Regions from separate parts of the Mus musculus genome. Here regions 2, 3, 4 and 5 are each linked to region 1. Evidence: chromatin loops called from intact Hi-C (ENCODE). Cell type or tissue: heart. All regions are shown on one strand. Region 1 holds the start of Mob4 (MOB family member 4, phocein). Region 2 holds the start of Satb2 (special AT-rich sequence binding protein 2). Region 3 overlaps Rftn2 (raftlin family member 2). Region 4 holds the start of Coq10b (coenzyme Q10B). Region 5 holds the start of Sf3b1 (splicing factor 3b, subunit 1).

The links. Peaks named below come from ENCODE experiments on the same cell type or tissue, not always from the same donor. Only the 100,000 strongest peaks of a DNase experiment are listed, where the experiment ranks them.
Region 2: it touches region 1 in a loop (9-fold over the local background); 2 of 42 quality-filtered maps call a loop at or near these places.
Region 3: it touches region 1 in a loop (2.0-fold over the local background); 2 of 42 quality-filtered maps call a loop at or near these places.
Region 4: a loop joins it to region 1, with 3 times the contacts of the local background. A loop is called at or near these places in 5 of 42 quality-filtered maps.
Region 5: it touches region 1 in a loop (6-fold over the local background); 7 of 42 quality-filtered maps call a loop at or near these places.

Annotation. Positions count from the first base shown.
Region 1 is chr1:55,128,169-55,133,168 of GRCm38, reverse strand. Mob4 (MOB family member 4, phocein) reads right to left here and starts at 1,924. Exons shown (of 8, transcript NM_025283.3): 1 at 1,810-1,924. The coding sequence starts at 1,869. It also overlaps the pseudogene Gm16581. In heart, no CTCF peak of the experiment used is centred here; a DNase peak (open chromatin) is centred at 1,958; H3K4me3 peaks cover 2,561 bases; H3K27ac peaks cover 2,344 bases.
Region 2 is chr1:56,970,884-56,975,883 of GRCm38, reverse strand. Satb2 (special AT-rich sequence binding protein 2) reads left to right here and starts at 4,550. Exons shown (of 11, transcript NM_139146.2): 1 at 4,550-4,772. 9130024F11Rik (RIKEN cDNA 9130024F11 gene) reads right to left here and starts at 4,415. Exons shown (of 2, transcript NR_024326.1): 1 at 4,113-4,415; 2 at 688-1,626. In heart, no CTCF peak of the experiment used is centred here; DNase peaks (open chromatin) are centred at 2,423, 3,273, 3,653 and 4,793; H3K4me3 peaks cover 3,465 bases; H3K27ac peaks cover 2,296 bases; H3K27me3 peaks cover 1,598 bases.
Region 3 is chr1:55,190,779-55,195,778 of GRCm38, reverse strand. It overlaps Rftn2 (raftlin family member 2), which reads left to right. Exons shown (of 9, transcript NM_028713.1): 6 at 142-263; 7 at 1,432-1,535. Among named protein-coding and RNA genes, the nearest start is that of Gm51743, 8.7 kb to the left of the region's middle. In heart, a CTCF peak has its summit at 2,783 (motif pointing left); a DNase peak (open chromatin) is centred at 2,248; H3K4me3 peaks cover 478 bases; H3K27ac peaks cover 2,349 bases.
Region 4 is chr1:55,050,649-55,055,648 of GRCm38, reverse strand. It overlaps Coq10b (coenzyme Q10B), which reads right to left and starts at 2,879. Exons shown (of 5, transcript NM_001039710.1): 1 at 2,659-2,879. The coding sequence starts at 2,774. In heart, CTCF peaks have their summits at 2,356 and 3,105; a DNase peak (open chromatin) is centred at 2,878; H3K4me3 peaks cover 2,083 bases; H3K27ac peaks cover 1,648 bases.
Region 5 is chr1:55,023,399-55,028,398 of GRCm38, reverse strand. Sf3b1 (splicing factor 3b, subunit 1) reads left to right here and starts at 921. Exons shown (of 25, transcript NM_031179.2): 1 at 921-1,060. The coding sequence starts at 1,033. In heart, CTCF peaks have their summits at 949 and 2,548 (motif pointing right); a DNase peak (open chromatin) is centred at 858; H3K4me3 peaks cover 2,917 bases; H3K27ac peaks cover 2,284 bases.

The DNA of each region.
Region 1 (5,000 bases):
ATTCTCTTCTATTACATTTTATTTAACCTTGTCATAAAGTGGGAAAATGAAAAAGTCTGCACATGACTTACTCATAACAACACAGCAAAGGGACATATTGCAGTGTTTAGTCTGAACAATTTTTCAAAGTTAAAAATTTTTCATCTAAGGATATAGCTGAGCCATGAGTACATGCTTAAAATAAATTGTGCACTCTTAATTTACCACAGGAAAAGTCCTGGATGTAATCCCAAGAATTGTTTTTAAAGGAAGCCATCACTTAAAAATTAGAAAAAATGTTGCCTATGCACAATAATAGTTATCTGAAAACAAGAACCCTTAGAAAGAAGAGTTGTTAAATAGTAGAAAGTATACATAGTATACAAATTTCCAACCCAATCAAGGCAAACTGACAGCTCATGACTCAATGGTTTTTGACTCAAAAGCAATTCTCTAGGGCTAGAGATGTAGCTCAATTGATAGGTGTCATTCCCCAACACTGTATAAGCCCTGAATGGTGGTATGTATTGTAAGTCTAGCCCCCAGAGTTTCGGCAAACAGAGTCCAAGGTCACCTTCAACTATATAGTATAATTCGAGGGTAGCCTGACTTTGAGAACCTTCAAAATCCATAATAAATAGCAAGTCTCTAAATTGGATGTGTGTGTATGGGGGAGGCAGGTGGATCTCGGAGTTCGAGGCCAACCTAGTCTACAGAGCTACTTCCAGGAAAGTCAAGGCTACACAGGGAAACCCTTGAGAGAGAGAGAGAGAGAGAGAGAGAGAAGAGAGAGAAGAGAGAAAGAAGAAAGACAAAAGAAAGAAAAGAAAAACAGTAACTCTCTAAAACTCAGTAGCATTAAGTATTTTGATTTCCACTTGACCCTAAAAATTACATTTTAACAGAAAAAGTTTACTCAGTACACGGTAAGAGGCAGCAGGCTGGGCAGCAACAAGAACACAGCCTGCTAAAATTACATTTTAAACATATCTCTTTTGATTTTAGAACTTCTACTCAACGACTCAACCCATTTCCAAAGGCTGATTAATCCTATCAAGTTTGAATGTCAACGTGGGTGGTTTTTTTTTTTGGGGGGGGGGTCTTTTCCGTTCTTTTCTGTTCTTTTTTACTGTGAAGCATCCCTGGTTTGCAAGTCCTAAGAAGCACCAATTTACTCCCCATAGTGCCCTACTATTATTTTGATGTATATAATCAGTTCATTCCGACTATTGTCCACGCGCATTAGCATGAATATACGCAAGGAATGACATGTAACAAGTCACAACCTGGTGCCGAAAACTTGCTGGACCAGAGAACAGCTGCAGGGAAGCCGAAGGGAGTGGTGGCAAAGACAAACAACAGGAGGATAACGCAAACTAGTGCCACCTGCATCCGGCTAGACCAACTGGATGGAGCCGACCGGCAGGTACGTCACCGGCCAAGCTTGCTCCCGGTGAGGTGGGCAGTGTTTACAGCCCTCGACGCCGGCGGTCCCGACGCGGGGACAGCCCCCTGGTCCCCAGCTGGCCCACCCCACACCCGGGCGCCGTCAGCTGCCACTCACAGCAGGCAGCGCAGCAGCAGCCGCTGGTGACAAGCGTCAGCCCCGGGCCTCGGCGAACACAGCGGGGTCCTGCGTCTAGCAGGCCTCCAGGGCGGCCGGCGCCGGCTCGGCTGCCTCCGGGGCCGCGGCTCCGGAAGCGCAGGCCAGCCACCGCGGCCACGGCCCCCACCCGCTCGCCCTGGCCTCTCCTAGACGGAGTCCCGCCAGCAGGAGAGCCCCGGCTCGGCCCCGCCAACTCTGTGACAGGAAAGCCGTAGGGACGATACCTGCGCCTTGGTGCCTGGCCTGTTCCGCCTCAGCACTGCCGTCCCCTCCGCCATGACCATAGTGCCAGAGTCTGGGCGGCTGGCGTCGGTACCCGGATGTGGGGGCCGGCAGCTTGCGCGGGGGGCGGGGCACGGCGGGGCTCAGCGCTGCGGCGGCGGGGAGGGGCGGCAGCCTGCGGAACAGCCGCCGCCCGCGCGGAGCACCATGGGAAGAGTGCCGAGCCCGCGGCTCCGGCGGAGGGAGGAGCACAGAATGAACAGCCGGCGGAGCTCCGCCGAGGCCGAAAAGGAAGATGCGACCGGAAGCTGGGGTAGAGAGCCGCTTCCAAGGTCTGTGGTGCAGGTGACCCAAGCCTGCGTCACTTGTGGGTGTTTGTCCTTCAGCTGTCTATAGACTGGAAGGGCAGTTTGCACAATAGTGACCATCTCAGAAAAGCGAAATGAGAACATAATTCTCCACCCCAGATAATCTGGTAAATTTTTATAGAATCTTCATGGATTAACCCAATCTAGAATCAGATTGGCTGGGTCGGTTAAAGGGAAGACAGGAGGTACTGATAAATCTTGCTTCTAGGGTCCTCTTACTGAAAAGCCAAGGACTCTTTCAATGACAAGTTGGTTTCCGTAGATAAAAGACTCAATGCTAAATTAAAAAAAAAAATGCCCATCATGAGATAGAAAGCGCACATCTGTTATTGTGTGTTAGAGTTAAAATAAACTCACATTTTTGCAAGTCGGAAGCAGGAGGAAATGAATAGCCCTTGATGGCTTTTATGAATTCTGTATCTTAACAAAATTCCAAGTTTCTCGTGTTTTTAAGTGTGATGTTTTTTGTGTGTTTTCTTTTGTTGTTGTTTTGGTTTTGTGTTTTCTTTTTTTGGAGACAGCGTCTCCCTGATGTTCCTTGAATTTAAGAGATTTGTTTTGAGTGCTGGGACCAACGGAGTACACGGCATGCCCGGCCAGGCTTAGGGGTTCATGTGTAATCCAACCCAGGTGATCCCACACCTTTTTCTGAATCCCTTGGGCGCATGCAGGTAAAAAGCTTACACACATTAAATAAATAAGCAAGTAAATAAGCAAAACAGTTAAAAGAATTGTTTAGAATTCAAAGCCAGCATGGGCTACATAGAGAGTTCCAGGCCAGGCAGGGCTACAGAGCAAGACTTAAATCTTCTCTCAATCTTTCCCAAAATAAGAAAAAAAACACAGCATTTTTACCAGAATCTTTTTTTTTTCCAAACAAGAAAAGTTTGTTTTGGTTTATAGTACCATGGGACACCTGGTGAGGAAGTTGTGGACACTGGGTAAGTGCTCTTTATAACTTCAAGAGCATGGGGTTCAGAAACAGAGGTCTTAAGCTGGAGGCAGAAGCTGGTATCTGCATCAAGACCCGCCCAAAGTGAGCCACTTCTCAGAGCTGGGCCATGGTTAGAATTACACAACCTCCAAATCGAATCTCAAGCTGAACACCAAGTGTTCCAACATAAGAGCTGCGGCGGGGCAGAGTGGCGCCTTTAATCCCAGCACTCAGGAGGCAGATACAGGCTGATCTCTGTGAGTTCAGAGTATGCCTGGTCTACAAAGAGAGTTCAAGGCCAGCCAGGAGTATGTAGTGAGACCTTATCCTTAAACAACAACAATAGTAAGAATGAACGGAGGAATTCCCTTATTCAGATTGGCCTATGGATATGCCTAGGGAGCCCTATCATTATTAATTACTGATGTGGGGGGCTCAGCCCACTGTGGGTAATACCACCCCTGGGCAAACTGACAAACCCTGGGAAACAGACCAGTGGCCAGTAAGCACTGTTCATTCATGGCCTCTGCTTCAGTTCTTCCCTCCAGGTTCCCACCTTAAGTTCCTGCCCAGCCCTTCCTCAGTGACGAATTGTTACCTAGAAGTGTAATAGGAAATAAACCTTTTCCTCTCCTAAGTTGGTGTTGGTCATTGCTTTGTCGTAGCAACAGAGGAGCAATGTGTCTGAATGCATATGACATGTGTATGCATACAGCTGTCCTTGGAAGCCAGTGTAGAGTGTCAAGATCCCCTGGAGCTAGAGTTACAAGCAGTTGTGAGCTGCTTCATTTGGTTGCTCGAACCAAACCTCTAGAAGGACAGGATTCACAAATTCTTTTTTTTTTCTTAATTTTTTTATTATTTAAATGCATTTTATGCATCAAACATATTAAGAATATGAAGTATTTTGAGAATCAAATAATACACAAAATTGTTCAACTTTTATATTCATATCCTTTCATACCCTAAAAATATTAATGAATATTTAATACTATCCATAACTGAGGATCCTATGTCTAATGTTGAATACTAAATTGTTTCAAAACATACAAAATATTCTTTGGGAATTAAGCGTAGTAAAAGAGCATAAAATACAAAAAAATGAATTATTAAGAAATATATTCAAAAGCCCTTATATGATACCACCTGACATAGTGAGAGAGTATTTAAAATGCATTATATTATCTGTGTACATTGTCTAACAATCAGTTTACTTAAAAAAAGATTATCAGTTTTTCCTGGAAAGAAATTTTTTTTTTTTTTTGCATTTCTCATTTTTATTTTACAGAAAAAGTTGCTTTTACTGTACAGATTTTAAAAAACCAAAATGCCTTAAACAAAGTTGGGGGGGAAGAGGGTCTCACAACCTTGTCAGGGGGTACAGCAGGGCCAACCAACTTCAGCTCCTTCCTCTTTCAGGAAAGATCACAACTTACCAAGTCAAACCATCAGTCACCCAAGAATTTAGGGAGCTAACTCCCTGCATCATCACAATCTGAGGCCTAGATGCCCTGAGCTGTGCCCCTCCCTCCCTAAACTCCCTCCCTCCCACTCCAACCCCCAAAACACAAGAACCAGGAAAAACTCACAGAGATCAACATTTCACAGGAACAACAACAAAAAAAGGGTGGGTGGGGGAGGAAGCTCTCCCCTCAAGATGCTGCCAAGATTCAAGGGAAGGCATACAAAGACTCCTTCCATGATTCTTCTGGGAAAAATGAGGAATACTCATGTCTCCAGAGTATGAGGTGTAGTGGAATCCAGATTACGGAGACCTGGAGGAGCGGTGACGATTAGAACGGGGACTAGGTATCTCCTTTCTCTTGTGACCAGGAGAGTGACTGTCCCCTCACTGGCCTCTCCAGGAAACTCGCTCACTGCTCTGTAGATC
Region 2 (5,000 bases), 1.8 Mb before region 1:
CCTCTGAGAGCCAGAGAGGCTGGGGGTAAATGCTGGGCCTTCAGAGATCGTGGCCGAAAAGACGCAAAGCGGCGTCCTACCAGGGCTGGCGGGCCTAGGTGGTCTAAGGCTAGCACACAACCTAAGCCGACTTGGGCAGAGGACCCGCACAGCCAAAACCGCAGAGGCAACAGGAGAAATCAAACACCATTGTCATTAAAAGTGCAAAACAGGCCTTAAGAGGACAAAGGCCTGGGTAGAAAGAAAAGCAGTCTAGCAAGCGAGGGAAACTGTGGCACTTAACCCCAGCCTGCAAAGTCCCAGTGTTTTGTTGTTGTTGCTTAAAAATAATAATAACAGTGTGATTGTGAAAGACAGGCGGCCTTTGACTACCTAAGGTAAGGTGGGAATTTTAGGGCTAGGAGAATCCGAGAAAAGTTTGAGTAGATCTCCCTCAAAAAACGGAGGTCTGAAACAACCTACAACCCCCCCCCCCCACCACCACACGCACATACACACAACTTTATTTTCTGAGCACAGAGGTAGCTCATTCTCAATCTGGTGTGTGTGTGGGGTGAGGAGGAGTTTTGAATCAAAGTATTTTAAAAGGCAAATGTACTTATACCATTTAAAAAAGTATGATTGTTTCAAAAATTGTTTGGAAATAAACCGTCGTGGGAAATACAAAAATGAAACCAAACAGTTTTTTGAATCATCATCAAATATATTTATTCACTGTTTTTAAAAATGAAAATGACAAATGTTTTAAAAGTGTTATTTCAAATATAAATTACTGTAGCAATTAGAAGTGTTTGAAAATATTTGCTTTAGCTGAAATGAAGTTAACAAAACTGGATTGGGAAAAACATGTCACTTGAAACAGAAAAGGCCTTTATCCGGGTCAAAACTACAGGGAAAAATTCACACTGGGTATGCATGGCAAAACTTTCTAGAATTCTCCTTTTATGAAACGAGAGAAATTTGAAAATGCTCTACTAAAAATAAATCTGCCAACATTCAAAGTACACTTTTGGTAATGACATCAAATTACACATTGTCATGTATATTAAATGTAATTTGTTTAATTTTTAAAATGTAATTTTAAATAATTTAGAATTACTTGTTCCAAATGGTAGATTTTCTTTACATTATCAAAAATAGACAAAAGAAATAATGAATTTGAAAGGGTGTAGAATCTAGCCACAGTGCACATTTAATTGAACTTAATTGTATGCTTTATTTAAATAGACTTTCTCTTTTTAAAAATAACTTAGTATCAATAGTTCCCCTCAAAGCATAATAAAATATGTACACTTTATAAAATATTAACCGATTAAACAATACTGCCGTGTTGTTTATAAGAGTTGTAGCTGAAGTTCATAATTATACTGTTGACACACGCCAGTGAGGTTAGCGAAGAGATCCTTAGCAAAACGCAAATGACGATTTTCCGACAGTGATTTTTATAAAATAGCTAATTAATGACAGGATAGAATCGTTCCAACCATCGCATCATCAGATATAATAATAGTGACGAATCAGACAAAAAAGATCCCCACTAAACGATTTGCATTTTTTTCCAGAAGTCCTCAAGTCCTAATATCATCAATTCTTCTTAGTTCGTGGACATTGGGCCGGAGGTGGATTCTGTAGTTCCAACACCAAGGTAAGAAAGAAAACGGGGTGGGAGGGGGGGGTTTAATACAGTTAGTATATAAATAAAATATATGCATTTCCAATTTAAAAAGCAGGCTTAGTTTGACAGCGATAGCTAAGTTTTTGAAACACCCCTTTTCATTTCGATATGCTATAACATTGTTCTTTTTTAAAGTTTGTAAATCAAACTTACAGTTTCTTTCTTTCATTGCTTTAAAAAAAAAAAAAAAAAACCAAAAACCAAAAAACAACCTTTCAGCTACCTTCAAGGGCTGATTTTACTTGAGCCACTTTGCTTTCACGGGCTTGGAATTTTCTTTAGCCCCTTTGGCTGGGCATGTTCGTGGGAGCACGGAATTTGGGGGAAGAAAAAAACAGGGAAAAGAAAAAGGCTTCCTAAAACTGCGGTGGCTCTCTGGAGGATTACTACCCTGCCAGGCTCGACTCGGCTCGGCAGGGCTCCCCTTGCCGCCTGGGGCTTCTGGTGAAGTTGGTGGGCGGCTCCTTTGAGTGGGACTCACCGAGGTCTGGGCACCGAGATTTAGGCCAGGGACAGGTTTCGTTTCGGGGACCCTCTTTCTTTTAGAAGCCCTTAGGCTTCCCTGGCCGTGGGTTTGCGACTCTTGGGGCGTTGTGGGGTCAAGGGGGTAGGCTACCAAGCAAGTGGACAGCAGCCCAGTCTCCAGCGCTACTCTCAGATTCAATCTCCACTGGCCCAGCTCAAGGCCAGGATTTAGAGAATTGCCTCGAGCGCGTTTCCCGAAACCGAATTTAGTTTGGCCCTCTGGCGCCGCCGTACAGTCAATACTTCTTAAGGGGGACTAGTGGCTCAGGCAACCGGTGGAAGCCGAGTCCTTGGGGTCCTGGGGAACTGGAGGGAAAGCCCCGGTGCACAGAAGGGACAAGAGATGCCGCCGGCTCAAGGGGCATCTCTGGCCGGAAGGCCGGAGAGGACTGGTTCATATTTTCTCCTTTGAGGTTCCAGGGGCTGACAGAAGCCGGACGCGGCAGGCACCTCGCCGGGGCCGCGGCCCCTGCCCACGTGCTATTTTTTTTTTTTTTTTAAGGAGGTCCGCGCCCATGCCGAATGGCCAAGACAAAAGCGCGGCCGGCAGCGGGGTTTTGGCGGGCAGTCACCGCGCCACCTTAAACAAGTAAAGCTGCGCGAGCCGAAAGGCTAGGGCCGCGGGAGTCCGCAAAAGTTTGTGGCTCCTAAGCCTTAGAAGGACCAGCTAGGGACTCATCGGCGCGGCCTCGCTCGGGGCGGAGAGGCTAGGTCCCCACGGCTCAGCTCTGCTCGCGCCGAACTCGGTCCTCAGCCGCTGAGGGTCTTCGGGAGCCCCAGTGCTGCAACCCGAGGGGCGCGCAGCTTCAGCGCCCCGGCCGGCACAGTGTTCTGGCCTCCGGGCAGCTCGGGCTGCGCCGCTCGCAACGTAGCCCGCGTGGCGAGAGTGGCAGGGATGCAGCCTGCCTTGTGCCCACGGAGCAACCCTTTCTCCAGTGCCGGACCCACAGCCAGCCGGACGGGCGGAGTCTCGCTCCAGGCGTTCGGGACACCCGGGCTATTGTTCCGGACCCGCGGCCGCACGGGATTTGAGGGAGAAGTGGCCTTCCCCAAACGCGGCCGGGAGCGCTTCGGGCCGGGCCGGTCGGCTCCGAGCAGATGGGGAGCTCGCTCGCACCGAGAAAAGTTGCTCCGAGGGGCGGAGGCGGTGGGTGGTGGGCGGAGGCGGTGGGTGGGGGAGGCGATCGCCCTCCTATCTCCAAAGTCGAAAGTACTCGGCGGCGCAATTAACAGAGCCCGGAGACGAGGCAGCCTCTGCCGCCTCCCGAGCGCCAGCCTGCGCCTCTGCGGCGAGCCGCGACACGGAGCGCCCGCCTAGTCGCCGCAGCCTGCGCGCCGGGACGAGTGCGCCTAGGGGCTGGGCGAGGCGGCTGCGCCCTGGACTTGCTACAAGGAGGAGGACCAGACCCTGGGCCCTGGCGTTCGTCAGCGCTTAGACGCACCCATTCGTCGGCCGTGGCCACCGCCTCGCGCCACACTCAGTCCTCAGCCATCCGTCCTTCGTCGCCCGGTGCATGAGGTCCTTGCCACCCCGCTCCCACCTCCGACTCCCCCCTTCCTCCTTTTTCCCTGACTCCCACCCCCTCGCCTATCCCTGTGCCTCCTCCGCAGCCCGGCTCCTTGGGTCGCCGTGCTCACAGCGATTGATTGATTGATGTTTAATTTCCTGCCAGGCGGGGCCCCCCTCCCCCCGCAACCTCCCCAGCCCTCCTCCCCGCCCCCCACTCCCCTCCTTCATTGCGGTGGACCAGTCTGGCTTGGGTTTAGATCCGTCCCCCCCATTCCCATCCCGAAATAACCCAGAGACATCCCCTACCCCCACCCCAAATTATTATTTTGAAGGCGCTAGATCTGGGGACCGAAAGGGGGAGGGGGAGAAATCGGAAACCGAGGACAACCCAAAAGGACTCACTTTGCCTGATGACTCAACGCAACTAATAATCATCTCCCTCTCAGTGTCTTTCTCTCTGCGGCTTGTCAGTGAGTCCGGCTCTGGCTTCTGGCAGAGGCAGCCGCGAGGGGAGAGGTTGGAGGTGACAGCTTGTGCGGCCGCCGCGTTTTCTCTTGCGCGCGGTCCGGGGTCTCCGCACCTTCCCCGCTCTTGGTGGCAACGTCCCCGCGACTCTGGCCGCGCCTCCTCTGGAGCTAGCGGCTGTAGGAGCCAGCAGCCGCCGCAGCCTCCCAGTCCTCAGCCCTTTCTCTCCAGAACCGGTCTTCTACCCGAAGGTGTGAAAGGCTCTTTCAGCCCCCTCTCCCCCCCCCCTCCTCCGCCGTCCCCTCCCCCGCTCGCTCTGGTGCCCCTTTGGAGGAGTCCTCCTTTCCCTCTCCTCCTCCTCCCTCACTGCCCCCCGCCCCCATCATCATAACAACCATCTCCGAACCAGAAGAAGACACCCTGACCCAGGACCTTAAACGCTAGGACCGGGGAAGAGGAAAAGGAAAGGGGAAGGAGGAAAGAGAAAGGAAGACTAGGACAACACTACAATTCACCAAAAACTTTCCACCCTGGATTCTCTACTTTTGCTCCATGGACAGAGCCCCAGCCAGCCAAGTTTCAGACAGACCGTGAGCAGTAAGTACGCTGGGCGAGGGCTCCCACGCGGCGCCTGTAGTTCGGGAAGCCCTGGGCGCGCTAAGTTCCCCGGCTGTTCTGGGGCTCTGGCTCTCACGCGCGCTTAGGCGAAGCCGGGAAGTGCGGTGGAGCCTTCACTGGCAACCCCTCCGAGCACTCCCTACATCTTTCGCATTCTTCTTAACTCCTCTCTGTCCCCCACCACCACCTCGTCTGGACTCGTGGCGA
Region 3 (5,000 bases), 63 kb before region 1:
GGACATGCATCATGTAACCTGGGGCTACACACATGAGGAATGGCTTCCAGTCGACAAGATTTTCTCCCAGCTTGCCACCACGACCCTTGGAAGCAGCTGTAATGTACATATGACTCCTCTGAATGTATCCTTTCCCCACAGGGGACCAGTTACCTAAATCTTTGGAAGGCTTTTTTATCTACGAAGAAGAAGGATCTGGAGTCCCAGGTTCTAACAGGAGAGGAAACGACGCCATTGTGGTGGAGCAGTGGACAGTCATTGAGGTGAGCTGCAGATTCCAACAGTCTGCTTTCCTTTTGTGTGTGAGTTGATGAAAGCCCCCCATGGCCAGGCGCATGCTCAGACACAGATGGTCCACTCTCACAGAACCCTCAACAAAGAACCGACAGACTTCCTCCATATGCTGTACCCATGTTTTCAAACATTTCAGCAAAATAGCAAAAGTAACTGTCGGCACCTAGACAAAAGTAGGTTCCCCAAGTCTGCGAGTCTAGCCCTAGACAAGATCCCCTGGCTCAGAAATCCTCACTACAAAATGCCTTGGCAACTGGAAAATGCCTTGGCAACTGACTGGAAAGAGTAGTGTAGCCACTCATCCAGCCTTTCACCGCTGAGCAACCAGGATGGCAGGCTTGGTTTTAACCTTATGAATTGTTTTGTTTTGTTTTGTTTTGTTTTGAGTAAAAACATCCAAAGGTTTTTCTCTTACATACCAGGCCAGATGTGTACACACAGCACTGTCATAGTCAGAGGTGTTGCTGCGGCTGGGGTTGCGCATTTACAAATTCAGATGTCATCAACTACTGCCCTTGAAGTAGACAGATCCCTTTGGACCTCTGTTGAATGTACAAGGTCCTTACAGAGAACGTCTTTCAAGGAAACATTTTGACTTTCTGGCCTTACAAAGACCATAAAGGACAGAAGTCATTTTCAGAGAAATTGTAAAGCCCACGGAGGGAGCTGGGGAAGGTGGGTGGTGAGTAAAGCTGCGAGAGAAAACCTTCGCCAGCGCAGCGGAGCAAGAAGAGCGGCCACTCGGCCAGCCTGGCAGCTTCCCTCCCACCCCCAGCCTCCCATCCCAGGCCCAAGGCCACTGCTGAACCTACTTAGTAAGCCTCGTGGATCGGACGCCCTAGGGAGCTTTTAAAATGCAGATCCCCAGCTCCGCTCACTTTAGAATCTGAGAACCGTGGCTTTCCCAGGACCAAAGAAAGGCCAATGGCCACTGTCCACTCACTTGGTTTTAAGAAGGCAACAGTTGCAGAAAGTGACATTTTGGGGGCCCCATGGGCTCCATGACACTGTTCCACTGGACACAGGCCCCCCCCCACACACACACACACTACAACACTCATCAGCCCCTCATCCTCGCTACTGTGTGGCCAGCTGTCTTTGCTATTAGACTGTAAGCTCTTTTGCTTATTCACACAGGGCTGTGAAATTAAAACAGATTACGGCCCCCTGCTGCACACCCTGGCTGAGTTTGGATGGCTTCTGACAAGCGTGTTGCCTACCCCGATATTGAGACATGACAGGTAATGCCCGTGCATCCACCTGCACAGCTCATTCTACAACCTGCTCATTTGTGAGTAAATTAACCAATGCTGACTTAAGCCTACGAGAAATGCTTCTAGTGTGGTTTCATGGGATTTGGAGGTCAGCAGGTCCAGAGGGTGGGTCCCTGTCATTGGTATTGTCCCAAGGGCCTCAAATACACAGACATTTGAGAAATCTGCAGGGGCTTCTGAAAAACAAGAGTTCTCTGTCTGAGCCCTGGGTCTACACACACCGGTCGACACACCCCTCCTCAACAGCCTGTGTGTCTGTGCCTTCAAATCACTTTCTGGTTGTTCTGCTTGTGTTTGAGTCAAGGTCTCTCTCTCTCTCTCTCTCTCTCTCTCTCTCTCTCTCTCTCTCTCTGTAGCTCTGGCTATCCTGGAACTTACTTTGTAGAGCAGGCTGGCCTTGAACTCACAGCTATCCACCTGCCTCTGTGTCCTGAATGCTGGGATTAAAAGTGTCTGCCACCCCCATGTCCATTTTCTCCATCTCTTTGATGTTCTCCTAGGTGCACTTGGCCTGATACAGCTAGGCACAGACCTTCCGAAGTGTGGAAACCCTGAGTCTCTCCTTCCTCTTCCCCTGAGGAAAAGTATACTCCTTCCTTGCCATTCATTTGGGGATCCCAGCTGGGCTCACTTCTAAGTATTTCCCACAGTGCTCTGAATGAATGGGCAGGACATCTGGCAGCCAGCCCACTTCTGCTGAGCTCCAGTGGTATTTCCTGTATCCGGTCAGGACCAGTTTAGGAATGACAGGACTAAGCCTAAGGCTGGAACTAAAATATATTGTGATCCCAAGGATACCTTGAAGTGGGAGTAGGCTGAAACATGAAGCCAGACTCTGGCATTTTGTGCCCAAACTGCATGAGATCCTACCCTGCAACCAGTGCTCTGAAGACTCCCTCCAAACGCTGTATGAGGAGTAGCTATAAGGTTGCTCTAAGACAAAGAGAGGGAGAACGGTGCCAAAACTTTACCATCATACAGATTTCTCCTGCACCCAGATCCTATGGGCACTATGGAACCATGGAAGTGTTCCTCCTACCGTCTGAGAGGACTTATCTTTATATGCTATCAGAATGGCAAGGGGCTCATGGCTCACTAAATATGCATTGGGATGGCCCAGTGGTTATGAGTCCTGCTACTCTTCCAGAGGGCCCAGGTTTGAATCCTAGTTTCCATATGGTGGCTCAGTTTCAGAGGATCTGACGCCCTCTTCTGGCCTCCCCAGGTACTGCATTCATGCAGTATATTTACCTTGCAGACAAAACACCCGTACACAAAAAATAATTTTTAAATCTTTAACTTGCTAAGGGATTTTAAAGGTAAGTTTTAGGACAGTGTTAGAGAATAATACTGTGTGTATCCCAAGTGTATAGGTGTCAAATGTGTCTAGCAACCCTTGGACCAGCTTCACAGTGGTTCTAAAATATATTCAGTTCTGGAGACTATATGCTAGGGAAAGGGGGAGGGGGCTTCTTTGCTTCTATCCAGTTTCTTATTATTTAATGTTTTATAATAAACTGACACTCTCCAGAGTGTCAAAGAAAAAGTCTATCTACCAGTGAAAAACATCTGTGGCGTGCGTCTGATGCTGAAGTCATTTACAAGAGAGAGAGTCGTGTTTACATTTCATGTGGTGCAAACACATAGCCAGGAGCTTGCATTCTGGCTGGGGCCAGCCAAGCTCATGAATTCAGTAATTTAATACAGTAATTAAGCAACGAGGAACTTTAGTCCATAGGTTCCAAGGAAGTATTAAAGAAAAAAGATATTATGACTATAAAAATTAAGCTTGATGCTCTAGTCCTGAGGAGATCAAAGAGCAGCTTCACTGTTCAGTAAATCCTTTCCCAGGAGTCTGCTGCTGCGGCTGCTGCTGGGCAGAAGAGAGTAGGAAACGTTCCCGAGCAGCAGCCGCCCTGTGCGGGAAGGCAGACAATAGCTCCTCTCAGATGCCGGGAGCTTTGGATAACTTGTTTATTTTGTTCCTTGGGTCCTTCTGAGTTGTCACTGTGACAGGACGCCCAGGAAGGTGACTTAAAGGACAGACTTGCTCTGACTCCTCATCACTGCTCTGGTGTGAAGGCAGAAAGAACACTGCTCACCAGCAAGCCACGCCCTCCTTCCTCCAGCTATGCCCCTCCTCCCTGAGAACCCATTCAGCCATGAACTTATAAGTTGAGGGAGTTAGAACCCATAAGATCCAGTCAGTCTCTGCTGGACCACCACCTGGAGAAGCGTCACATATGAGCCTTTTCGGGAGAGACTTCATATCCAAGACACAACAAATATAAAACGAAGATGAAGTGTAATGCTGTTCACTGGTCAGGAGGATTTTTGAGAAAAATCCTCACCTGAACACATTTGGCTAATAAGTGAGGGGACTCTTTGATATACTAATATATGTGTTATAATATAATTATAATTATATAATAAATAAGAACTATTATCTGGGGATCTAACCCTTTAGCAGAACCAAATTCCTAAGAGGATGAAATCAGTTGTCCAATCAGGATAGGATGGCCTGTTCCAAATCAAAAGGTTCCAGAAGAGATAAGGTAGACAGTGCCCTGTGTGTAAGATCCGCACTGAGGGTCTTGAGCGATAGGGCAGCAGAAGTAAGTAGAATCATAAAGATGCATGTTTACAACCAGAAACACAAGTGTCACACTCTTTCTTTGGAGGCCCTGTGCCCGAAAAATCCATCACTAAGAGCCACAGTCTGTTAACAGTCCCCTCCTTGGAGACAGTATTTCAACTGTCTCTGCCAACTGTTGTCTAAGCTGTACCTGAATGGCTCACAGGGGATAGTCCCCTCATGACACCACAGCGTATGCACACACTCTCAGCGCTCTCTAGGTTGACGTCCCGTTTCCTAGGCAGTGGTACACCCCCAAGGTTTATAACAGAACTCTCAAGAAAGATCATGAGATCACGCACATGGTACAGCACGAGGCTGTAAGACGCCATGCCTATACCCTTTCAAGGTTGTTGCAGCCAGCCTGGGAACAAGGCAGATTCCTTTGTTATTGTTGGAATAACACTATCGTACCAGGAGCCCAATCCTTTTTCTACTAGAGAAGTCAAGGTGAGAGTTACCAGGAAGTTCTTCAAAAAAAAATAAACAGTTAAGGACCACATCCGCTGAGCTTACAGCTAATATTACAGCCTAAAGTGGGGAGGGACCTATAGAAACAGTTCAGTGGTTACGAGCACTTAATGCCCCTAGAGAGACCCTGGGTTCAGTTCCAAGAACCCACTGTAACTCCAGCTCTAGGGGATCCGATGCCCTTTCTGACCTGCACTGGGACCAGGTGTGCACGCGGCACATTCACATAAGTGCAGGCAGAGAACTCCCAGGAGCCTGTAATCTCAAGTGAAAGTCATCCCCAGCTACATAGGGAGTTCAAGACCAGCCTGGGCTCCATGGAGCCC
Region 4 (5,000 bases), 78 kb after region 1:
AGTTGTTTGCTGGGGTGGTATAACCCCTGGTAAGTTGCCTATGCTCGCTACAAACAGCTTCCCACCCAAGCTCAAGCAGAAAAAGGAAGTGGGTAGGGAGGAGATGGCTCAGTTAAAGAACTTAATAGTTCAGATCCCCTAAGACTAGGGCCCACCTAATGCTCAGAAGGAGAAGTTGGGCTTCCACACTAGACCTATGAGTAAGCTCTGTGTTCTACTGAAAGACTGGAGGCAGAGGTAGGTTGATCTTTGTGAGTTCAAGACCAGCCTATTCTACAGAGAGAATTCCAGGACAGCCAGAGATATATAGTGAGATCCTGTTTCCAAGGGGGAAAAACAAACAAACATAAATATGATGACAATGAGCATTTATGAAAATAACATAAAATCTGTACCAAATTAATTTACAGCAAACACACACACACAAAATGAAAACCTAGTATGCAAAATGCCTAGCTGTTCATTTTCTAGGTTCAGTCCTAGCTAGCCTGAAACTTGCTAGGTAGACTAGGCTGGCCTTGAACTAGCAAAACTCCACCTGCCTCTACCTCCTTTCTCTTTTGCTTCTGTTTTTGAGACAGAATCTCATTCTGTGTAGACCTGGAAAGGCTTGACCTTGAAATCCTGTGTGTCAGTCTCCTCCAGTGCTAGGATTACAGGCATGCATAACCAACCTAGATAATAAGCCTTTTTAAAATGTTATTTGTAATTATGAGCATGTGTCTGTGTATGGGTATGTGCTTGTGAGTAATGGCGACTGAGAAGGCCAGAGGCCTTGGCTCTCCTGGAGCTGGAGTTGAAGGTATATATGAGACTTGTTCTTAGATAATAGAGGGTCCAGGTATGATGGCATACTTGTCTTCAATCCCAATACTCAAGAGGCAGGTGGATCTCTGCCTGTTCCAGGCCAGTCAGGGCTACACCATGGGACTCTTGTCTCTTAAAAAAAAAAAAAAAATGTTGCTCACAGGCAGAACATTTGCCTACCATGCATAAGGCCCTGAATTCCTGCCAGAAGAAAGACACACAAAAATTACTAAGATGCCTGTTCCTAAAGAGAAGAACTTAGAGTCAAGTTGAGTGGGAAATTTATATACAATACCAGGTTTTGTAACAAATTCATACATTGGTTTCTTAAGCCCCACAAGATACCCTTACCTAATCCTGATCATACTCCTAAGAAAACCACATATGCTTAAAACAAATTAACAGGTTTCCTGATCAGTATGCCTATTTGGTTATACTGCTCTGGGCAATACATCTATTTCACACACTATTAAGCGTTAGGGGTTGAGAGCTCAATGATAGAGCTGGTTGACATGTTCATGGCCCTGGGTTAGATCCAGCACCTCTCCCTTCAACTGCCCCATACAACTAGCTACATACACAGTCAAGCTAACAAGTGAGTACTGTAACATATTGAAAACAGACTTTGTAATCACTAATATTCCAAAACTACTCTCTCAAATAACATATTACATTAAAGGCCAGAACACAAGATAATGTAATACTTTTATGCATTTATATACCATTTTTGTTGCCTTTTTTTTTTTTAGATCCAGTCACTTGGTATTTCCCAGGCTGAGGCTGGTATGGACTTTCTGAGCATGAGCCTCGGACCATAAGCAGCAAAGCAACATTTAATCAGTAATATAAGCAGTATGTCCTGCTTGAAAAGCTATCTTTTGAGGATAAACTACCCGATTTCACAGTTTCAACATGTTTGTGTAAGATTTGGAGATGAAGCATGGCTGCTAGTTTCTGTTTGTTTTTGAGACAAATCTTACCTTGTAGCTCTGGCTGATATGCAACTAGCTACACAGACCAGGCTGGCCTCCAAAGCACCAGACCTGGCCTCTTGGCTGACATTTTAAAGTCTTCATTCAACCAAAATGTTCTGAAACCCAGGCAAGAGTTGGACTTTCTCCTCTGTAATGTATACATATTGATTCATCTCAAATACCAATTTTCTTTTCTTTTGGTCCTGAGACAGGGGCTCACTTTGTAGTTCGGGTTGGCCTTGAACCCACCGCGATACTTACTTGACTTTATTGCTAAAATTACAGGTGTGAGCCGCCACTCTGAGTTAATTTTAATTTTTGAGAATACTTTATTACAGTCTTATTTGTAATAGAAAACTGCATTGTAGACTTATAGTGTCCTTCAGGTCTCTAGGTTCATCTCCACCTAAAGGACCAAGCAGGAAAACCGAGGACAGAGCCATCTTCAAGGTTACAGGACCTCAAAGTTACAGTGTAGTGAAAAAAACAACAGGTCCTCTTTGTTGGCTGTGTTTCATTTTGCAAGCGCTGAGTGGCCGGGGTCAAAGAACTCCACAGCAAGTGAGAGAGCGTCTGACAAGCGGTTCACCGCCAGGACACGCACTCCCACGGCCCGGGAGCCGGCGCTCTCGGGCGCAGTTAAACTTTCCCGACGGCCGCCGCCCACCTCTTGGAGACCGGAAGGGCGGGAGCCGGAGACCCGGCTGCTTGTCCGTCCTCCCACGGCCGTCTCGTCGCTGACTCACCCCGATAATATGAGGTGCACGCAGACCAGCCGGCCGAGCGCCGCGCCCCGGGTCTCCGGAGCCGACTAGGGTCAGCGCCCCGGCCACAGGCCCGTCCCGAACCCGCCGCCCGGAAAACCTCCGCTCGCTACCTGACGTCGCGCGCAGACCCCCGCGCCGGGGCTTCCGTCACGGTGGTCGACTTCGGATGGCACCCCGATGCCACCCTCGCCAGGGCCCTCTGACTGGTCCGAGCTGCCATGATCATCTTTGTGAAGCCGGTAGCCAACGCGGGCACCCGGAACGAGGCGCCGCCCTCAGGCCGGCCTGGAGGGACGGCTCCTGCGCCTCTCAGCCAATCCGGGAGCCCTCTGAGCAGCTGGACACGCCTCTTCCCACTAAGTCCCTCCCAACCCCATGACGCCACGCTGACGCTAGGCTGACGCACGTGTCCAGTGCCGCCTCGGGACAGCCAATCGGGGCGCGGATCTCCGGGACACGCTCTGCTCCTGCCAGGAGTCTGCCACTTATGTAATCTTCGTGACGAACTCCTGGGTTCACCTACGGTCCGGGTTTTTTCCTGGAGCTATTTGGGGTCGAGTCTCGAGGCTCGGCTCGTGAGGGCCGCCCTGCCGGGGGAGGAAAGCCCAGGAGCTGGCTAATTATGTAACTGCCTCCCACACCCACCCCACCCAGCGCTGGCCCAGCGTGTTTTCGCTCCTGCTGCCGAGCCTGGCAGATTTTACTGTGTATTGACGATCTCAAACGGTACCTGCTGTGCTGACCCTGAGGTGTTGTTCAGAGAGCAACTTCGGGTCATACCGCCCCGAACAGGCCCAGTGACCTGTCAGTTCTAGCTGCCTTCTTCATACGTGGCCAAGATATGGTGTAGTGTTGCCTTTATGATCCAGGTTTTTCTCATTCTATACAAAGCAACAATTTTGCTTGCCACATTCAGGGATTGGATGAGGTCCTGACTTACATATAAGGGAGGGGCACACGTAACAAACGCATATGTGAAGGTCAGAGTCTTCCCATGTGGGTCTAAGGAATAAGAACTCACTTAACAGGCTTGCATAGCGATTGTTTTTTTTTAAATGATTAGCCATCTCACTGACTCTAATACAGTTTTTTAAAAAATAGAATTATATTTTATTACTATATGAATGTACGTGTGTGATGTGTGTTTGGCTTATGAAAGTCAGACGGCACATTTGTGAAGTCACCTCTTCACCTTCCATCTTTATGTGGGTTCCTGGAGATTCAATTTGAGTCATCAGACTTGCACAGCAAGTTCTACCCAGTAGGCCATCCTGCCTGCTGCATTTGGTTAGCAGAGCTTGAGGAATAAATGAGATTGTTGGTTAAACATAGGCAATAATATATTTTGAAAGACTTACTAGATGTTGGAGGTGTGAATGAGTCTGTCTCCTCACATAGCTCATATTCCAAAAGGGAAGATAGAACTAATGTGTACTGCATTATCGGGTAATTATGTGACTTGTATGTGGTGGTTTGAATATGCTTAGCCCATGGGAAGTGGTACTATTAGGAAGTGTAGCATTGTTGGAGTAGGTTTGGGCTTGTTGGAGGAGGTGAGTCACTGTAGGAGTGAGCTTTGAGGTCCAAAGCTTAAGCTTTGGCCAGAGCAGAAGAGACCCTCCTCCTGGCTGCCTGGAAAAGGGCATCTCTTCCCACCTGCTTCTGAGTCAAGATGTAGAACTCTTGGCTTCTCCAGGACATGTTTGACTGTACACTGTCATGCTTCGTGCCGTGATAATGGACAGAACCTCTGAAATCAGCCTCAATTAAATGTTGTCCTTTATAAAAAGTTGCTTTGGTCATGGTGTCTCTTCATACCAATAGAAACCCTAAGATGTGGAGAAAAAAAAAAAAAGAGTAGAGCACAGTGTGCTGTGCCTGTAATCCTGGCACTAGAGATACTGAAAGAAAAACTACCCAGGCTAGATTGAACTGCACAGGGAGATGCTTAAAAACATTGAAAATGAAATGATGATGTAGCTGGAGAGATAGTTCAACAACTAAGAGCTGCTATTGCAGGGGAGACCAGTTCCATTGCCAGAATTGATGTTAGGCAGCTCACAACATCAGTAACAGTTCGAGGATATCTGTTAACCTCTCCTGTTCTCTGCAGGCACTGACACACACACACACACACACACACACACACACTAAGGGTAAGGACTAGGGAGGTCTCTCAAGATAAAGGTGCTTTTGGCTAAGCCTGACAACACATGCTATAAATTCTTAAAAGCTTTACAAATAAAAATTAATCTTTACTTAAATCCCAGCACTCAGGAGGCAGAGGCAGGCATATCTGTGTGAGTTTGAGGCCAGCTCAGTTTAAAGAATGAGTTCCAACACAGCAAGGGCTACACCAAGACACCCTGTCTGGAAAAACACTAAATAGATAAATAAGTAAATATTTTAAAATCACTGTAAGAAGAAGGAAAGAGAAGAAAAAAACATTAAA
Region 5 (5,000 bases), 100 kb after region 1:
TCCCAACCCTGGGTTACATTTAGTACAACTTAAACAGAGACAGAAGGCTGAAAATCTGGTCAATAGGTCACTCCTATTTGCCTGGTCATTTAGGCATCAGTTATTGCCAGAATTATTTTAAGTGCACCAGTGTTGTACTTTTTCAAATAGTTGTTACCTGGGGTCATCTTACCCATTTGGCAGAATTATGTTTCTCTCAAGAAAAGAACTGGGCTTTATTGTAGATCAGGACTTAACATTGCTTGTGACCCTATACTATTCCCTTGAGCTGCCTGTTAAGAGAAGTATTCTACCGTATCTAATGGCTGGTCAATACTGGTGAACCAACATTAACATCTTAGGCATCATAAACTTTATTTCTAACAGGCCTGGCTAGCATACTGTTTATTTTTTGGGTGTCTTGGAGGCAGTGTTCCTTTGGCTAAATTCTATTTTGTGTAATTTAATCTCTCTCTCTCTCTACTTTTTATTTTTGTTTTTTTCGAGACAGGGTTTCTCTGTGTAGCCTTGGCTGTTCTGGAACTCACTCTGTAGACCAGGCTGGCCTCGAACTCAGAATCTGCCTGCCGCTGCCTCCCAAGTGCTGGGATTAAAGGGGTGCGCCACCACTGCCAGGCTCCTTTGGTTTTATTAAAGACAGGCTTTGTCTGTACAGCCCTGGCTTCGGGAACTCTCTTTGTAGACCAGGCTGGCCTCGAACTGCCTCTTCTCTTCCGAGTGCTTGAATTAACGGCACGTTACCCACCACTGGCCGGACAGGCTACAGCCCTCTTGGGAAGTAGCCATCCTCTTCCGCGTTTAGTCTTCCCCGCGGTTTCGCTGGCTTTTTAAGGAAGCCGCCGGGAGCCCGCCCTGGCCCCGCCCACTCCCATAATGCCCCTCGCAGTCTCATATAGGTGGCAGTTGAAGTACGTGCTACAGTGCGGCGCGCGCTCCCGGGTGCGCACGCTCAGAGAGCGGCCTCTGTTTCTGGCGGCGGCGAGCGGAAGTCCTTGGGAGCGCCAGTTCCGTCTGTGTGTTCGAGTGGACAAAATGGCGAAGATCGCCAAGACTCACGAAGGTAAGCGGCCTTTCCCTTCCCACGCGCGACCTCGGCAGCCAGCCAGCCGCGGCCCTCTCTCCTGGCTTTCTGCGTCTTCGCGTGGCATCTCTGGTCTCGACCGAGGCCGCGCGGCGAGGCCTGCTCGGCTCGTCGGCGCAGGCCGCTGCCCGCGTAATGGCGTCCTCTCGCACTCCGGGACCGGCGCTTTGTTCCGCGCTGGCTGTTGGTGCTTCCGAGTTCTCTTGTTCTGACCGGAGAGCCTCGCTCGAGCGGCTTGCCCCGGGGGACTCCCGGGGAGGGAGCGGGGAGGCGGACGTGGGAGGCCGACTTTCTCGCCCCCCGGGCGCTATCGTCGGCAGTTCGTACCTGGAAAGCCCTGAATGACGGCAGCCGCTTTCGGGCCGCTCCTAACGGAGGCCGCTTCAGCGCAGGCCTGCCAATCCCAGCCTTCGCGATACAGGCATCTCCAAGGCGGCTGGATCGTGTTGTGGTGCTTGCACTAAATGATTCCGGCAGAAAATCTGGTAGTTTACTCCTTTAATCACTTGTGTCCTGGTGTTCTATCTTTTTCCCTTTGAGAGCTAGGTGTTGGAGAATCAGGAGGAAGAGAGAAGGAAAGGCAGATTTGACCAGTTGCCAAAGTTTTCTGGGTAGTCGCTTATTTTATGCTGCACAAGAGTAAACAGAGCTAGAAACATGTTGAGAAGCAACCAGATTCCATAAGGAAAGTAACCAGAGAAGACGGGAAGGAATTTGAGTCTGAGAGACAGAATCCCTGTTTCTTGGCTCCCGGTTAAGAAGCCAAAATTTACGCTGACACTAAGTCACTAAACCCGTCCTTTCTAAGTGTGTGTCTCGGTGTTAGAGAGAGGTAACAAGCTAAGGATGTCAGAAATTTGACAGTTTGATGTGGAAGCAGATGTGTGAATATTCTCTTAGAAAATCAAAGGAATGTGTACAGAGAAGTAAAGCCAGTACTTTCTGAGAAGCTGGGTAACGGAGCCATTAATTTATGCTTAGTTATTTTTGGGAGGTGGTGACGCGGCGCTGATAAAAAAGGATCAATCAGTTTTAAATTAGGGGAGGATGTCTGAGCCGGAGGGAACATCTTGTACCATGCAGTGAGTGTCGCTGTGGTAGGATAGAGGAGGGTGTAAGGAGGGAATTCCGATGCGAATCTAAAGAGATGGTTTAGGACCAATAGCTGGGACATTTGAGGAACTGAAAATACTAACACTTTTGAAAGCCAGAAATGTCCCTGCATTAACTAGTCTTTTGTCTTTAAACATGAAAGTACAACACATGTTTTTGTTTTCTTTTTTGAGATAGTCTTACTATGTAATTCCGGTTGCCCTGAAACTTCCTGAATAGAGGAGACTGGGTCCCACTTCAAAGAAACTCATCCTCCTGCCTCTGCTTCCCAAGTGCTGGGTAAAAGGCCTGTGCCTGGTTAGCCCAACACTTTTTTTAAAAAAAAAGATTTATGTGAATACACTCTGTCACTGTCTTCAGACACACCAGAAGAGGGCGTCAGATCCTATTACAGATGGTTGTGAGCCATCTGTAATTGAATTGAACTGAGGACCTCTGGAAGAGCAGTCCAGCCCCTAGCCCAACACTTTTTAAAGCCAGAAATGTTTTTGGCCTCATTATTTATCTTTAGACTACTTCAGATATTGTTTGTAAAATAATTAGGAAATTGAATCGTGTCGCTGTTTTGTTCAGTCAGTGGTAGGTTATTTATTTTAATTGTTTTCCATTGTGGGGAACCAGTGAAATTATTGGACTTCCAGAGCATGGGGGAGGGGAAGTGCTTACTGAAGGAAAGCATGGTTTACTCCTTACTGGCTTCCTTATAGCTGCATAGGTAGAGTCCCATACCCTAATAGGTTATTGATTTATGGAGATTTATGGATATTTTGTAGCTTTGATTGTTGGCTTATTGATATCTTCAATGTAGCATACTCCCAGTTGGATAAATGCAAAGTTTATTTTATGTGCATTAATATTTTTGCCTGCATGTAACGTCTGTCTGAAGGTGTCAGATTCCCTGGAATTGGATTAAAGGACAGTTGTAAGATGCCACATGGGTGCTGGGAACTGAACCTAGGTCTTCTGGAAGAGCAGCCACTGCTCTCAGCTGCAGAGCCATCTTTCTGGCCCTGGTAAATGTAAAGTTTAGGGTCCTTTCCTCTTTCCTTTCCCCTTCCCTTCCCTTCCCTTCCCCCTCCCTCCTCCTTTCCTTTCCTTTTTCATTGTAGAAGCCCAGCTAAACTTGTTTTCAAAAATTGCAATTGCTTTTTTTTTTTTTTTTTTTTTGGTTTTCGAGACAGGGTTTCTCTGTGTAGCCCTGGCTGTCCTGGAACTCACTTTGTAGACCAGGCTGGCCTCGAGCTCAGAAAATCCGCCTGCCTCTGCCTTCCGAGTGCTGAGTTTCGATTTTTTTTTTGTAAAAATTGCTATTTTATTTAGGATTATTTTATTATTGAATTAATAAAAAATATTATAGAAGTATGTCACAATTTGGTATAAGGTCCCTCAGTATAAATCTTTATTGTCTTAGTCTTTTTTTGTTGTTGTGTTGTTGCTACGTTTGTTTGTTTTGAGACAGAGTTTCTCTCTGTAGCTCTGTCCTGGAATTTGCTCTGTTTATCAGTCTGGCCTAGAACTTTTTTTTTTTTTTTTAGACAATCTCTTCATGTAGTTTCAGCTGTTCTGAAACACTCTTGGTAGACTATGCTGGCCTCAGATTGGCCTCCCAAGAGCTGGGATCAGAGTTGTGCACCACCATGCCTGTCTAAAGTAGAGTTTTTGAAAAATTTTTATATTTATATTTGCTTTGTGCAAAAATGAGAGGACAACTTGGAAGAGTCTGTTCCCACTTTGGGTGATGTAGGTTCTGGGATTCCAATTTAGGTTGTCAGGTTTGGCAGGAAGTGAGTTTACACCCTTAATCAGAGTAATCTCATTAAAGCTTTCTCTACTGTTGGTGTAAACAGGAATTTTATATACCTTAATAGCTCCAGTGTCTGGTCAGTAATGGGTATTTAAATGTTAAATCAACATTTACTTGCTAGATTAGCATGTTTTAGATTTACTTTACTACTTTTGGAGAAAGATTTTCTTGTCAACCAGGCTGGCCTTGACTTCTGATTTTCTACCTCTTAAGTGCTAGATTTATAGATTGGCCCGTGAATTCACAAACCCTGTGGTTTTTATGGGAAAAGTTTCACAGAAATGGGATCATTTATTTGTATTTTTTCCCTTATATTTATCTATTGTGTTTATCTATGTATTTTTGCTTCTATGTCCATGTGGAAGTCAGGACAACTTTCTGGAGTTGGATTCAGGTTTTCAGGCTTGCTGCAAGTGCCTTTAGCTGCTGAGCCATCTTGGTAGACTTCACTTTTGTTTTCTCTTGGAAATGGAATTATCGTGTGGGCCTGGTTGGCTGGTTGCTTTCGGTGCTTCCTTCCTTCCTTGTTTGCTTGCTTCCTTCCTTTTTTTTTCTTTTTTTCTTTTTTCTTTTTTTTTTTTGAGACCCAGACCAGATTTCTCCATGTATCCCTGACTGTCTTGGAACTTGCTTTGTAGACCAGGCTGGCCTCAGACTCACAGCGAGATCCATCTGCCTTTGCTTCCCAAGTGCTGGGATTAAAGGCATGCACCACTACATCCTCATTTTGTATCTTACTTAAGTTGGTCTCATACTTGGAGGAACCCTTTGCCTCCTGAACACTGGGATTTTTGGCATGTACCACCACTATGCCTTCTAGATCTCAAAGTTTGGGATCAATCCCCAGGATTTTGTATTTATACTACAGAGCATTTGGCATTGAACTACCCTCCCACTCTGAAAAGGGGTATTTAAAACCCAGTTTTGGTACATCAGTTTGGTCAGACAGGTAGGAAATAGCCTATTATTGTTCTGAGAATCTTCTGAATTGAGAGGAAAAGA